Regions from separate parts of the Homo sapiens genome. Here region 1 is linked to region 2. The links are chromatin loops, found by intact Hi-C in ENCODE. Cell type or tissue: MCF 10A. All regions are shown on one strand. Links, peaks and the distances in the headings refer to the core of each region. The heading gives the core; the rest is flanking DNA. Region 1 overlaps C2CD4A (C2 calcium dependent domain containing 4A). Region 2 has its middle 28 kb from the start of LACTB.

Region 1 (5,388 bases), core at 154-5,153, 1.0 Mb after region 2:
AGCAGTAATCATTTTGAAATACTCTCAAAGCATTTTTCCATAACAAAAATCTACTCTTCTTGAGAAAAGGACCTTACCAGAGTCTTATGAGCTTAGGAGAGGGGCAATTCCTCAACTTGAGCCCTGCTAGCCTTCCCATCTCACCTGGAGAAAAAAGGCTAAGAAACATTTGTGAAGGTCTCAACCCAAGGACAATGGTCCACTAGTAGACTGAGATTTAATCATAGAGTTATAGACTGCTTTCCTTTCCCAACATTTACCACCATATCAACAGGGGTCAGGACATCAGTGGATAACAGCTGAAAGAGTTTCAAGGCAGATGCTTTATGTAAGAAGGTGCTCTTAGGGATACTCAAGACAGCAGAGGAGATAAAAACATGGACATTAAGGGAAACTGGCCGCAGATACTTACAGCTATAGCAAAGAGCAACCACAGCATAACTCCTCCAGATAAACATAAAGCCTCACACTATTTACCTCAGTTCCTAGTATCTGATTATTCATGCCCAGCTTTCAATAAGGCACACTAGGAGACAAGATAAAAACGATCTGAAGAGACAAAGCAAGAGAACCAGACTCAGATACGACACAGGTTTTAGAACTGTCCGACCAGGAATTTAAAATAACTATAATTAATACGTTGAGGGCTAGAATGGGAAAAGCAGACAACATGCAAGAACATGTGGGCAATGTAAACAGAGACAGGAAAACCTAAAAAATGAATCAAAAGGAAATGTTGAAAATTTAAAATGGCTTCATTAATAGATTGGACATGGCCAAGGAAATAACCAATGAACTTGGAGACATGTCCATAGAAATTTCCCAAACTGCAATGCAAAGAGAAAAAAAAAGAGCAGAATATCCAAGACTGTGTGATGATTCCAAAAGATGTAACATATGAGTGATTGAGAGGAAAAGAAAGAGAGAATGAAGCAAATGAAGTAAAAATGGATGAAAGTTTTTCCAAATGAATGACAGACACCAAAGAACAGATAAATTAAATAAATTACAATGTGTTAAGGGAAGGGAGGGAGGAATTGGGAATACCCTATTATAATATAGCTACCTGCCCATGAAGCAGTATATAGTGCAGGGGTACCCAATCTTTTGACATGGGCCACATTAGAAGAAGAATGTCTTGGGCCCCACAAAAAATATACTAACAATAGCTGATGAGCTAAAAAAAAAAAGCAAAAAAAAAATCGTATAATGTTTTAAGAAAGTTTACAAATTTGTGTTGGGCCGTATTCAAAGCCATCCTGGGCCGCATGCCGTCCACGGACTGCAGATTGGACAAGCTTGGTATAGTGTTAGTTGAAAGGGATTTAGATTACTTGCAAATGCATAATGCAAACACTAGGGCAAACACTAAAGAAATTTTAAAAAGAACTATGATTGATATGCTAAGAAAGAGGATAAAGTAAAATCCTATGAAATGTTCAATTAAAACCAGAGAAATCAGAAAAAGAGGAGAAGGGAAAAAAGAAACAAATAATGAGTGCAAGGAAAACAGTTACAGATAAAGGGATAAAATAATTGGGGTTTAGACATTTGATAGTCATCCAGTCAGCAATATAAAGAATGAACTATTGATATAGGCAACAACATGGATATATCTCAATAATGCTGAGTGAAAGGAGCCAGATTCCCCCAAAAAGAATATATACTTAATTTTTCCATGTATATAAAATTCTACAGATTGAACTAATCTACAGTAATAGAAGGCAGAATCAGTAGGGCTATGGAGAATTCTTAGCTAAGAATTTTATTATGGGCTTATAATGTCTATGACATTAATTTGATGGGATTTTGCTACGTGAATGTACAGAATAGTAAAACTTGGGTTTCAAAACACCATGGGCTGTCGTGCATCTGTTTTTTCTGTGAACTCAAAAGCCTGGAGGCAGAACAGTTTCTTAAATGCCATGGTTAAACTAAGTGCTGGGGATGGATATGGGGAGAATGTGAATTGTTGAGGTGTGTATAAAAGAAAATCAGATTCAAAGAAATTATCATCTGGGAATATTTGAGCCATACTGAAGCTAGCATTTTAGGTTAGAATACATTATCTTTGTAAAACCAGCTGACAATGCAGTGTTAAAATTTTTACTCAACTGATGCTATTTAAACCGGCATATTCTGTTTATTGTGTAGGGCTTTTCTTTGAATATGTTCAAAGAAAAGATATTTAAACCACAAAGAAGCAAGATCATGCCATATCATTTATGGAGAAGATGTGAGTACTAAAGCTTGATGAGAAGAAACATGAGAACTATTAAAAGCAGTTTTCTGTAACCAACATGCTATTGCCACACACTCCCAACTTCATTATTAAAGGAAAAAGTTTTCCCCTCTTTATTTAAATCTAAAATATTTTTGCCACCTTGTGCTCTCAGATAGGTGTATTAAGTTACTTTGCAATGTGAATCTTCACTACAATCTAATATTAGCAAAGGTCTTCAAGAAAATAGGGTCCTGGCATTAGATTGACCTTTAGTTGAAATGGTCTAATATCTAATAATAGGGGTAGAGCCAATTGACAAAACACTTGAGGGATCCACTAGAGGGCAGTAAAGTGTAAATGAAATTTAAATTTGCCCCAGAAAGGCTAATGTTATCCCAAACATTTGTATTGCAAGTAAGATTTCTTGAATGCAAAAACATTAGATTAGATTAGTGATGTACAGTGTTTCTCTTTTCCTGGAATTAGTAGTCAAAGAGCCATTAGATTGAAGAGCAAAATGAAAATCAAATTGGTTCTAGTCTCAGCTCTTTTTACTGACTGTGTGATTTGGGGCAATCTAAAATTTGCTTCTCTGGTCCACTTCTATGATATAGATTTGCACAAAATGATTATTTTTAAATATTTACTTATTTATTTGTTTATTTATTTATTGAGACAGTTTCGCTTTGTTGTCCAGGCTGGGGTGCAGTGGCGCGATCTTGGCTCACTGCAACCTCCACCTCCTGGGTTCAAGTGATTCTCCTGCTTCAGCCTCCCGAGTAGCTGGGATTACAGGTGTGCACCACCACACCCGGCTAATTTTTTTGCATTTTTAGTAGAGACAGGGTTTCACTATGTTGGTCAGGCTGGTCTCAAACTCTTGACCTTGTGATCGGCCTGCCTCGGCCTCCCAAAGTGCTGGGATTACAGGCATGAGCCACCGCACCCGGCACAAAATGATTATTAAAGTTCTTTTCAACTCTAAAATTTTATGATTTTATCATTTATGATTCTATCTCAGCCCCTTTAAAACCTTTTTGATTAGACTCAGGTTATTTGATCAACCATAACTTGCCATTAATGGTGATTCTGTTTGGAAATCACCACCACTATTTCATAAAAAATTTAGATCCCTCAAATGCACTGATTTACTTTCACGAAAAAAAATCTACTTAATAAAATGACATGTATATAATCTAGTGACAACAGTTATTGCAACATCTTCTGGAATAAAAACTTGGGCTATTGAAACTATCAATGCCATTTTTTATTTTAAAAACAGAAAAATTAAAACCCACAATTATACGTAGCCAAGTTGTTTTCACTCTCCATTTATTTTCCTTTTAAAGTGCTACATTTGTGAACTCATTAGCAGTTACCCTATCAAAATTTCAAAATCATGAAGAAGGTTATACATAAAAAATGAATGTTGGCTTGAGGGCCAAGGAAATATTGACTGATTAGATAGAAGAGCACATGATAGATCTGAACTACTCTATGTCATCATTCATTTGGTCAACAACTGCAAGCTCCTGGATGTGGCTGATTTTGATAAAGTCATAGAATTCACAGTATTCTTCACATTTGTTCAATGGTCATCATAAATACACATCACAATAACCCTAATTTGTGACTGAAACAGAAACTCTTTTCTTTTTTCTTCGAATTTTGTATAATATTTATTTTATCAAACTCTTTTCTAAATAGCATTTTTAATGAACATGAATGTATAAAACTGTGAACAATTTTAATAAAAGCAGAAACTGGTCGGGCATGGTGGCTCACGCCTATAATCCTAGCACTTTGAGAAGCCAAAGCGGGATGACAGCTTGTGTCAGGAGGTAGAGGCTGCAGTGAGCTATGATCACACCACTGCACTCCAGCCTGGGTGACAGAGTGACGCCTTGTTTCTAAAAGATAAAATGAAATAAAATAAAGCAGAAACCATTTCTGAATCCAGATTGATAATGGAGTCATATTTAACACCATCCTGTATATTTAAATATTTTCAATTTTTTAAACCCTCATTTAGGATGCATTTTCCTATTTGCATAAAAAAAAGAAAAAAATGCCCTGCTGGCAGTGAATTCAAGGGATGAGGGAAAATCGTCCTCTAAAACAGGATTGTTAAATCTGGAATTATTATCAGAAGCCAGAGGTAAAACCATGCTATCTGTACACTCTCCACTGCCTGTTCCAGCAGATAAACTCACCTGGTTACAACAAGGCTGGCACCCATTTCTATGATTCTGAGGCCGGTTAGCTTCCTCCTCAGAGCTTTAGACCCATCAGCTCATCTCAATGCCTGAAGTTATTAGCATGAGATAATAAATTATTCATTTCAAGCAATTTGTTTTTTCACCAAAAGCAGGATGAGGAATACAAGTAGACACGAACTTCAGTGTCAACAGTTTCAGAGAGAAGTTGCACAATACTCGCAACTTTAATAGCGAGCCCTTTAGACACTGTGGTATTACCTACATAAGAGTAATGAGTGAAATGCTGATTGTCTAGGTTCAAATTCTGGCTCTGCTCTTTATTCTGTGCCTCAATATCCTCATCTGTAAAATGGGCATAGCAGTGCCTCCTTTTGGGGGTTAAAACATAAATTAACGCTTGTAAAACTATTTATTATTATTATTATTATTTGCAGACAGGGTCTCACTCCGGTTGCCCAGGTTGGAGTGCAGTGGCACGATCTCGGCTCACTGCAGCCTTGACCTCCCAGGCTCAAGTGATCCTTGCGCCTCAGCCCCAGAGTAGCTGGAACTACAGGTGCGTGCCACCACGTCCGGCTAAATTTTGTATTTTTTATGGAGACGCGGTCTTCCCATGTTGCCCAGCCTGGTCTCAAATTCCTGGGCTCAAGCCATCTGCCCGCCTCGGCCTCCCAAAGTGCCAGGATTACAGGCGTGAGCCGCCACACCTAGCCTATTATAACTATTATTTAAGCTTAGAATATTAAAATGGTTTCATTTTCTCCAATGCTTTTCCAGTGAGATATAGCTAGGAGTATCAGGCTGGCGTTCCAACTAATAATTCACTGTTGATCTTGGACAAGTCACTTCACCTCTTTTGCCCTCATTTTCTTATCCGGGGTCTTAAACAAAATGCTTCAAAAGTAAATGCTCCAAGATGGTCTCCATGCATGTTGTGGAAAGCAC
Region 2 (5,388 bases), core at 252-5,251:
AAATAAATAAATAAATACAATTATAAAGTGCTAGTCAAATGCAAGTTGGTAGTGAAACAGGCCTTGACATATTTCATAGTCACTTTATAATTCTTCCATCAAGGCTGGACAAGTGTCACCTTAGCACAGATCAACCCAGATCAACATACTGAAGATTTAGGAGCACAAGATTCTTTAATAGAGGATATTTTTCTGCCCTGCTTCTTCCAATTGCAGTATATCATATTTGATCATTGTAGTGCTTGATGAATTTATTTTGCAACTTACTACGATAGAATGAGAAATCACTGGCTTTTCCAAATAGATCATGGCTGTCTCCCCATTGGAGAAAGAGGTACTCTGTAGAGTAACTAGGTTAACTCAGAATATCTACACCCTGAAAGGCCAGTTTTCTTTTTATAATGTAAACACATTAAGGGAATTTGGAAATAAAGAGAAATCATCCAGAATTCTACCATCTTAACACAGCTCTGTGTTTTTGCCCATTACAGCCTAGTTGGCATCCATAAGCACTTAAGAGGGCTGTAGTTACAATGTACATATCATTTTGGTTTTCTGCCCCTTTTTCACTTATGCATTTCTCCACATTTCCTTTTTCTTCTTTTTGTGATTATACTTTGATAGGCATCTACATTTCTACCTAGCCTCCGTGTTTATCATTTTAATGGTGAAATAATATTCCATCAACTGAATTAATCATGATTCCTTTTGGGTGAAGATATAGGTTGTCGCCAGGTTTTTCTTTTTCTACTATTAATAATGCTACAACAAACGGGCCAGGCACGGTGGCTCACACCTGTAATCCCGGCACTTTGGGAGGCCGAGGTGGGCGGAACACCTGAGATCAGGAGTTGGAGACCAGCCTGACCAATATAGTGAAACCCCATCTCTACTAAAAATACAAAATTAGCCGGGCCTGGTGTCACACACCTGTAATCCCAGCTACTTGGGAGGCTGAGGCAGGAGAATTGTTTGAACCTGGGAGGTGGAGGTTGCAGTATGCCGAGATTGCACCATTGCACTCCAGCCTGGGCAACGAGCAAAACGCTGTTTCAAAAAATAAAAATAATGCTACGACAAGTGGCTTCTTAAATATAGCTTTTTGCCTTTGTTGAAAACCAAAGTCTCCAGGATAGAATTATTAGCTCAAAGCTTAAAAACTCTTTAGAGTTCTTGCAAATATATTTCTATTGCTTTCCAAAAGGATCCCACAAATTTTAATGCCATTAACATATTTGATCTCATTGCTAACATTCCAGCATTGAGCAATTTATTATAAAATTTTACCAATTTAATAGGTATCAAATGCTGTCTCTTTTAAAATGCTATTTTTATTTCCACAAAGGAAAGACAGTTTTCAAGGGCTACTTTTTTAGAGGGAAAAGTTTTGTCACCAGAAAGATAAATCCAGGTAGCTGATAGTATCTTCATTTACTCTTTTGTCCATACCAAGGACGTAGGAGAGTGATTTGGCACTCAGCCTCCCCTTTAGAGGTTGAGAGCAGCTAGATCTGCCCCTTTAAACCATGACATCCAGGTCTATGGTATGCAGCAGAGTGGATACTACTGAAATAGTTTACACATTCTTGCTGGAACTTACTAATACAGTTTCAGTTTTACTGAACTTCTAAACCAGCAACATAAGTTAAGGATCCAGGAATATTAGATTGGCAACATGCAAATTGACTATCATCTAACAACTGGCATCTAGACTCAGTCAGAAGGAGTTTTCAGGCAAACAGAATCTGGTGTGATGTTTATAGCTGTGTAGCGGGAGCCAGGCCTCTTAGCTTTGCTATTTGTGTCAGTTCCCAAGGGAACTTAAGTGGCAAAAGCCCACTTCAATTTTCTCAGTTTTAGGTTGCCCATTTGCCTGAAAGAAGTGATGTGAAACTTGTGAACCAGAATCTTGGGAATATTCTGAGAATCTCAGATGGAAGGGACCATTTTAATTATGAAATCTTTTTTCATTAAAAAAAAAAATCAGGTAACCCTTTCCCCATTTCACATTTCTGGTTCAGGTACTCAATAAAATGCAAATAGAATGACAGAATTTACTTTGATGAGCTCAAAATCAGTAGCAAAATATAAATCAAGATGCCTTATTAATAAAAAAGTTAAAGATTTGTTAAAAACAATAATGTAAACAGAGATGATTGTAGGTATTTAGGATGTTTAATTGTGTCCCATCCTGCCTTGCCCTTTACATATTTAGCATTTTTTTCTGATAGGAAAGTAAATTGTAGATTGGAAAAAAATCTTATTTTAAAAACAATTGCATGAAGCACATATTATTATGGTGTCTTCATTTTACAAATGAGGAAACAGACTTAAAGAGGCTGAGGGCCCCGAGGTCACACTGCTCAGGAGTGTGTCTCAGCTCCCTTATTCAAACTCTTCTGTTTCTAAGGGTTTACTCTTCTTGCATTTGAAATTGAGCAAAAGTTTAAATTCTTTTACCCAGGCTGCAGAATGGGTCTGGGAAAGACGGTAATGCTGTTGAGAGGCTCACGCATGCAGGTGCTGGGGAGAAGCCATTGGGTGGAGAATATGTGAACAGCAGGTGGCAGCAGTGTCTTTGGAGTGCGTGGTTGTCCCAGGCAGTCCCCGGAAAGCAAGGTCCATGCAATACCATGGAGCCCTGAACCTAATGCCTGACCTTTCATCTCTGACCTCCTGCTGAGCCAGGTGTACTACCTGCCACCTAGTAAGGTACAGTGTATCCCTGGGGAAGGAATTGGGGAGAATATTGGGAAACAGGTGACTTGGGAGTCATTTATAATTGAAAGGCTCCCATCTGGGTAACTGGTATAATGTGTGGTGGTGTGACTCTGGCGTGTTACTTAGCTTCTCTGTTCTTCAATATCCTTTCTGTAAAATGGGGATAATGGCCATCTGCCTCTCAGGATCACTGAGATGATTAAGGGAATGTGATATCTACAAAGCCCTTGGAACAGCCCAGTACTGGGCGCACACTATGTGTACGTTACCTATTATTAATATTCTTTGTTGAAGGCTTTATCGTTTGCAGTGGACTTTCATACCTATCATTTCATTCCATCCTCCCACCATATTTTAAGATGCAAATATTACACCCATTTAATATAATAGAGGCGGACACCGGTTGAGCCAGAGAAAGTACAAATTAGCACGAGCTTTGAAGTCAGACAGATTGGAAGTCAGGCTCATTAGAGTTGTGGGATTTGTGCAAGTTACTTAATGCTTTGGAGCCTCAGTTTCTTTCTAAATGAGTGATAATATTACCTATCTTGTGGGTTTATGACAACATACATGAAGTTTAAAACAACATACATGGTTTAAAACAATATATATGAAGCCATCTGGTGTGGTTCCTCTTCCATAGTGAACACTTAAAATTATTCAAGGGATGTTTTAAAACATCAAAAAGTATTTAGACAGGCACGGTGGCTCATGCCGGTAATCCCAGCACTTTGGGAGGCCGAGGCAGGCGGATCGCCTGAGGTCAGGAGTTCGAGACCAGCCTGGCCAACATGGTGAAACCCCATCTCTACTAAAAATACAAAAATTAGCCAGGTGTGGTGGCGCATGCCTGTAATCCCAGCTACTCGGGAGGCTGAGGCAGGAAAATCGCTTGAACCCGCGAGGTGGAGGTTGCAGCGAGCTGAGATCGCGCCACTGCACTCCAGCCTGGCGACAAAGCGAGACTCCATCTCAAAATAAATAAATAAATACAAAGTATTTAAAAAGGCAAGTAAATTTACTTACAATCCACCACCTAGAAATAACCTTGTTATTACTATGATGTGTTTTTTTCCCCTAGTATTTGTAAGTGATATGGCCGAGCTCCCATCACATATGTGTAAGTCACTCGACCAAGGTGCCAAAGCTAAGACAGGGGCAGAGCTGGGCTCACACACCAGGCAGGGCTGCCTCCAGGGCCAGGTTCTTCTGTGTAGCTACTTCTCCACACTTCCTCAATCAAGTTAAGGATTAAATGTCTTTTGAGAAACTGATGAAAAAATATTTCAAGTGTTTCAAGTTTGAAAATATACACTTACATTCAAAAGCATGTAAAGAAACCAGAGGTACCTAAGACAATCTTATCATATAGTTCAAGGCTGGAATTCTGCCCAGAAGGTAGGGTTTCACTTGCAAAACATGAATTTCTACAGATTTTTGTTTGGCCAACATTTTCACTGTTAAAACATTACTGTTCAAGCTGTTACAACTACAACAAGTAAATTTGGAAAAATCAGTGAACTAATCATTTGACAAATGGATTAAATTGAGTGAATTAATGATTCAGCAGATTGGGTCTTTGGGTGCACTGATTTTTTGGCAAATTGGCTCGCATCTATTAACATGGAGTAGTGCTCAATGTATGTGCTTGTTGAATTAATTAACACATGAATGAATGAGTGCATTGAATCTTGCCATAAATAAAATGATCTTTCCCCCCGAAGGTCAATGACTTTACATGATGTCAGCATTTTAAGAGCCCCAAAAGCTTCTTGAGACAGATATTCTGATTCTAGGGTCACGGCTACTCACCATGTGTGCATCCCAACTCCAAATCCACACTCATTGCCTGGTTGGCTCCTCAGTGAGAGCTGGTGCTTCCCTGTTGGTTCTTAGGGTTGAAGCCCGCTCACTATGGGTCTTGGAGTCAGAAGACCCAGGTTTGAATGTCACTGGGCTTGTCCACATCTTAGCCACGGAACACTGGCCAAGCCAGTGCACCCTGGAACCGTGTTGTCACTGATTACATGGGGACAGTGCTGATGTCTGTCCTGCTTTGTTCCCAGCATCACTGTCACTATCAAATAAAATGGAAATGCTCTCTGGGAGCCGGAAAGTGCTAGGTGAATTTTAGTTCTTTATGAGTTCATTATTATGAAAACCACAGTGGCCATGTGTGTGCTCTGTCATGGAGGGAGTAGGAAGGCTGGGGACGGGTCTCAGGGAAGGAGGGCCATGCCTGCTCGCTGGTAGAGGGTCACTACTCACCTTTGCTCTTTGGTCTCTGCCTTTCTGGTCACTGACACGCATGATAGAAGGGCACACACACCTATTAAACTGCTTCCCCCAGGTCATCTGCCAGTGAGGAGCTGGCAAACCCCAGTGGCCCTACAAACGCCTCCTCACTGGCTGCTTCAGGCTGAGGTCATTTGCCCGGAGCCCCTGGGGTGGGGTGAGAGGGAAGCCGGGGTCCTCCCAGTCACCTTGGGCCCTGTGCGGCCAGGCTGGGTGGCATCCTCCTCCGTCTGGCCTCTCTGCTCCCAGCTCTGAACGCAGCCTGAGAGAGGGCAGAAGGGGTGTCTGCTGGGCACCTTTGCTGCCTCACAGCCAAAGAAACCTGGCTGGGGAGGGCCGGGCAGGGAGGGCACACAGCTGGGCATGACAGGG

What was found. Peaks named below come from ENCODE experiments on the same cell type or tissue, not always from the same donor. Only the 100,000 strongest peaks of a DNase experiment are listed, where the experiment ranks them.
Region 1: a loop joins it to region 2, with 8 times the contacts of the local background. A loop is called at or near these places in 2 of 110 quality-filtered maps.

The regions. Positions count from the first base shown.
Region 1 is chr15:62,069,069-62,074,456 of GRCh38, reverse strand. It overlaps C2CD4A (C2 calcium dependent domain containing 4A), which reads right to left. Exons shown (of 2, transcript NM_207322.3): 2 at 3,540-5,388. Among named protein-coding and RNA genes, the nearest start is that of C2CD4A, 4.8 kb to the right of the region's middle. In MCF 10A, for the core only: a CTCF peak has its summit at 2,561 (motif pointing right); no DNase peak of the experiment used is centred there.
Region 2 is chr15:63,090,945-63,096,332 of GRCh38, reverse strand. No RefSeq gene overlaps it. Among named protein-coding and RNA genes, the nearest start is that of LACTB, 28 kb to the left of the region's middle. RefSeq lists an enhancer at 2,191-5,388. In MCF 10A, for the core only: a CTCF peak has its summit at 2,563 (motif pointing right); a DNase peak (open chromatin) is centred at 2,572.